Linked DNA regions of Homo sapiens: region 2 is linked to region 1. Evidence: read pairs that join two places in POLR2A ChIA-PET (ENCODE). Cell type or tissue: OCI-LY7. All regions are shown on one strand. Region 1 has its middle 24 kb from the start of IFNAR2. Region 2 overlaps IFNAR2-IL10RB (IFNAR2-IL10RB readthrough).

Evidence for each region. ChIA-PET counts read pairs that join two places held together with the same protein. Peaks named below come from ENCODE experiments on the same cell type or tissue, not always from the same donor. Only the 100,000 strongest peaks of a DNase experiment are listed, where the experiment ranks them.
Region 2: POLR2A ChIA-PET joins it to region 1 with 27 read pairs; 12 of 35 experiments call an interaction of 5 or more read pairs at or near these places.

The regions. Positions count from the first base shown.
Region 1 is chr21:33,204,237-33,206,736 of GRCh38, forward strand. No RefSeq gene overlaps it. Among named protein-coding and RNA genes, the nearest start is that of IFNAR2, 24 kb to the right of the region's middle. RefSeq lists a silencer at 1,403-1,462. In OCI-LY7, CTCF peaks have their summits at 1,430 (motif pointing right) and 1,629; DNase peaks (open chromatin) are centred at 975 and 1,415; H3K4me3 peaks cover 1,361 bases; H3K27ac peaks cover 1,990 bases.
Region 2 is chr21:33,277,607-33,280,106 of GRCh38, forward strand. IFNAR2-IL10RB (IFNAR2-IL10RB readthrough) reads left to right here. Exons shown (of 13, transcript NM_001414505.1): 10 at 2,146-2,312. It overlaps IL10RB (interleukin 10 receptor subunit beta), which reads left to right. Exons shown (of 7, transcript NM_000628.5): 4 at 2,146-2,312. Among named protein-coding and RNA genes, the nearest start is that of IL10RB, 12 kb to the left of the region's middle. In OCI-LY7, no CTCF peak of the experiment used is centred here; no DNase peak of the experiment used is centred here.

The sequences.
Region 1 (2,500 bases):
ATTCAGCCTTAGTGGATAATTCAACCTCCTGAGAGGCACTGCAGAAGCACCTGGGCCAAGATTGCTTTCCTCTTCTACGCCTATCCCAGGAATGTGGCCACTGCTCAAAATGTGGGAATTCCCTTCCAGAATTCCCCTTGAAGCTGCTGCACGCTTCTTAGACCACGTCTGAGCAATGCCTGCATCACTAGAATATTTGGCCTCAGTTGGGTTTGTTTCTTTAAAAAAAAAAAAAAAAAAAAAAAAAAAAAAAAAAAGGTTTTTTCCTCAACTAAGACTTAAGACAAGGGGGTCTTAATTTGATTATTTTTTTCTGTTTTATATGATTTCTATGAAAACTACAACAAAATAAAGTTAATTCTATTTAAGTGACTTTTTAATGAATTGCCTTTGTTAGAAAAAAAATTAAGTGTTTTTGTCTCACTCTGTCACCCAGGCTGGAGCACAGTGGTGTGATCATGGCTTACTGCAGCCATGACCTCCCGGGCTCAGGTGATCCTCCCACCTCAGCTTCCCAAATAGATGGGACTACAGTTGTGTGCCACAACGCCTGGCTAATTTTTGTATTTTTTTGTAGAGACAGGGTCTCACCAGGTTGCCCAGGCTGATCTTGAACTCCTTGGCTCAAGCGATCCACCCACCTCAGCCTCCCTGAGTGCTGGGATTACAGGCATGAGCCAGCGCACCCAGCCAGAATTACATTTTTTTAAATGGTACTGTCCTAGAAAATCCAGGATGTGCAGTGATCACGTATGAATGCATGGACCTGCACACACAGGAGTGAACAAAAGACCCACCCCTGCCAGGTCACCACTCATATCTCACCCCAGCCCACGCTAGCTCACACTCCTCCCCACACACCACTGACCTCATCATTGCTAGGTACCCACTTGACTTCTCAACAGGTTCAAGACAATTGGCCTTCCTCGTCTCTTCTAGAAACACCCTCTTTTCTGGGCTTTGTGTAACACCTGGTCTTTCTCCCCTCTCTGGCCACTTCTCAGCTTTTCTTTTTCTTTCTTTCTTTTTTTTTTTTTTTTTTTTGCCACTTCCTCTTCCTCTACATCAAGCTTGTCCAACCCACAGCCCAGGACAGCTTTGAATGCAGCCTAACACAAATTCGTAAGCTTTCTTAAAACATTATGAGATGTGTGTGTGTGTGTGTGTGTGTGTGTGTGTGTGTGTGTGTGTGTGTGTTTAGCTCATCAGCTATCGTTATTGTTAGTGTATTTTATGTGTGGCCCAAGACATTTCTTCTTCCAGTGTGGCCCAGGGAAGCCAAAAGATTGGACACCCCTGCTCTACAACATCTCAATATAGGCCTTTTTCATGTTTCATTCTAGATTCTCTCTCTAGACTACAAGTTCTTAAGGGGAAGTGGCATTGGGAAATGTGTGAAGGTGGCTTTGGTTGTCACAACAGCAGCGTGGATGCTGTGTTACTAGTGTTCAGTGGATGGCGGCAGAGGGACCAAACAGAAGGCAGTATCACCAAAGAACTGTCCATCCTCGCATGCCAATACCCACACTCCATAGAGAAACACTGCAATGGCATCCACTCCCACAGATTCGGTTACCATTTGCCAGCCAAGGCCTGCCCAGCCAGACCTCTCGTCTGAGCACTGGTATTCCCCTTAGACATCTAACAGGCACATCAGAGTCAACGTGTCCAAAGCCAACTCATCATCTTCTCTGTAAATCTGCTTCTTCTCCAAGATGTCCTTCCTCTATGCTCACCATCACCATGAAGCCAGGTATTTAAGCAAAGGGAGTCATCTATATAAAGCCAATCCTCCGTATTCATGGGGGATTGTTTCCAGGCCCCCAGGGATACCAAAATCCACAGATGCCCAAGCCCCTTGTATTAGGTTGGTGCAAAAATATTGCAGTTTTTGCCTTTTTCGTCTTTATGGCAAAAACCGCAATGACTTTTGCACCAACCCAATACAAAATGGCATAGTATTTGCATATAACTTATGCACACCTCCAGTATACTTTTTTTTTTTTTTTGAGATGGAGTCTTGCTCTGTTGCCAGGCTGGAGTGCAGTGGCACAATCTCGGCTCACTGCAGTCTCCACCTCCCGGGTTCAAGTGATTCTCCTGTCTCAGCCTCCCAAGTAGCTGGGATTACAGGCGTGCATCACCACACCCAGCTAATTTTTGTGTTTTTAGTAGAGACAGGGTTTCACCATGTTGGCCAGAATGGTCTCAATCTCCTGACCTCGTGATCCGCCCGCCTCGGCCTCTCAAAGTGCTGGAATTACAGGCATGAGCCACTGCGCCCAGCCTAGTATACTTTAAATCAGCCCTAGATTACTTATAATACCTAATACAATGTAGATACTATGTAAATAGTTGTTATGCTATATTTTTAATTTGTATTATTTTTATTCTTGTATTGTTTTATCGGGGCTTTCTTTCCAAATTTTTTTGATCAGCAGTTGGTTGATCCTCAGATGTGGAACCAACGGATATCGAGGGCAGACTGTACTTGCCTCTC
Region 2 (2,500 bases), 73 kb after region 1:
TGGGAGGCTGAGGTGGTGGATCACTTGAGCCCAGGAATTTTCTTTTTTTCTTTCTTTCTTTCTTTTTTTTTTTTTTTTTTTTTGAGACAAAGTCTCACTCTGACACCCAGGCTGAAGTGCAGTGGCGCGATCTCAGATCACTGCAAACTGCCTCCAGGGTTCAAATGATTCTCGTGCCTCAGCCTCCTGAGTAGCTGGGACTTCAAGTGCCTGTCACTATGCCCAGCTAAATTTTTTTGTATTTTTAGTAGAGACGGGGTCTCACCATGTTGGCCAGGCTGGTCTTGAACTCCTGACCTTAAGTGATCCACCTGCCTCAGCCTCCCAAAGTGCTGGGATTACAGACATGAACCACCACACTTGTCCTTGAGCCCAGGAATTTAAGACCAGCCTGGGCAACATGGTGAAACCCTGTCTCTACAAAAAACAAAAAAAATACCAAAAAAAAAAAAAAAAAAAAATTAGCCAGGCATGGTGGAGTGTGCTTGTAGTCCCAGCTACTTGGGAGGCTGAGGTGGGAGAGTCATCTGAGCCTGGGAAGTCAAGGCTGCAGTGAGCCATTATCACACCACTGCACTCCAGCAGCCTGGGTGACCAGAGTGAAGTCTTATCTCAAAAAAAGAAGTGTCTCTATATGGGGAGTGGTCTTTATGCCGGTCCCTGCTCTGGACCCCCATGACCCCTACAGTTACATCCTCCCTGGTAGAGAATGATGCTAGGATGCCTTTCTTCCCTTTCCCAATTCCATCCCAAGCCTGGGTAAAAACGTCTTACTTTTGGAATCATAAATTATCAAAGTTAGATTATATTTTCTAATGGTACCTTTACAAAAACAAAGGAAAGATGAACAGAAAAGTAAGTTTCACAATAGTTAAAAGTACAAGTTTTTGCTCCTATAATTGCTAACTGGCTTACCAGGTCCTAACTTGTCCCAAATCCTGTTAGCTCCCATCCATGGAAGTTCCCTTTAGAGCCTAGGTACAACACGGTTAAGCAGCTTGTCAAAAAGTCATACAGGTCATGAGTGGCTGAGCAAGGATTCAGACCCAGGCTCTTGCTTCTGTGCTCTTAGCAACTACTACCCAATATTGGAGATTTGCCTCTTGAAGTCTATGTATTTTAGTGATAGGAAAGTGTTTCCAGGCATCATGCATAACCTATTTATACTTGCTTTGGCAAAGTATTCCAACAAGTTTTCTTGTCTGGTTTTCAGACGAGCACTTTAGAATGATGGAAGCAGGTCCATTAACAGCCCTGAAAAAGTAACAGCAGCCAAAGAAGAATACAGGACATAACTCAAACACCATGATTGCCTGGAACCATTTATGAATCATTCTATAGTTATTATTGAGTACATCTGTGTAACAGCTGCATTCTGAGCACTGAAGCTACAACAATGAACGAGACAAAATACCTCATGGAGCATATATGTGCTAATCAGGAATACAGATAATAAATAAATAGATACATATTACATGACAGGTAGTGACTATGGTTCTTAAGAAGACTGAAGCAAGGCAATAGGACAGAAAGTAATGGGAGCTGCACTTCTACATAGAATGGTAAGATACAGTCTCTCTGAGGAAGTAGCATTTGAGCAGAGACCCATATGAAGTGAAGGAGCCAGCCACATGAATATCTAGTAAAAGAGCATTCAGAAGGGAAACAGCTTTAGACATTGTTGGAAATATATATGGTTAATTATATATGTTAAACATGTAAAGGTGGCCACTAAAAATAATAGAGATGCCATCTGTAGCTTCCATCCTGAAAAAGGAAATAAAATTCAAGCCAACAAAAAGCAGGAATAAAAGAGGAGAAGACACCAAAAACATAAAATAGAAATTTAAAAAGAAATCCTTATAGAAAATACAAAATAGCGTAGCTGGAATAATTCCAAATGTATCAGAAACCACAATAAACATAAGTGGACTAAACTTCATTAAGAAAGACAAAGATTATCAGATTTTTTAAAAGAAACTAAATCCAACTACCCTTCTTAGCCATGTCAATCAATGTCATGACAATAGTATATCAAAGCAGTGTACTTCCGTGGACTAATTGTTCTGCATGGTTATGAAAAATTAATGTTGAAGTTTTTAAAATGTGATTTTTGATTGTCATTTTGCTTGTTCTTCTGCTTAGCCATTATTGGACCCCCTGGAATGCAAGTAGAAGTACTTGCTGATTCTTTACATATGCGTTTCTTAGCCCCTAAAATTGAGAATGAATACGAAACTTGGACTATGAAGAATGTGTATAACTCATGGACTTATAATGTGCAATACTGGAAAAACGGTACTGATGAAAAGGTAAGGTTGGCTAATTGCATTTCAGAGGTAGTAGGCTTTCATATTCTTTGCAGAATCTTGCAAGGTGGCAGCACCTTATGGACTGGTCCTCTGTAAGCCAAGAGCTTCCCAGACTGAGGGGTTACTGGTATCTCTGGCTCAAGCTTCCCAGACTCCTAAGGGATATGTGTAGAGCAGACTTTCAGGAC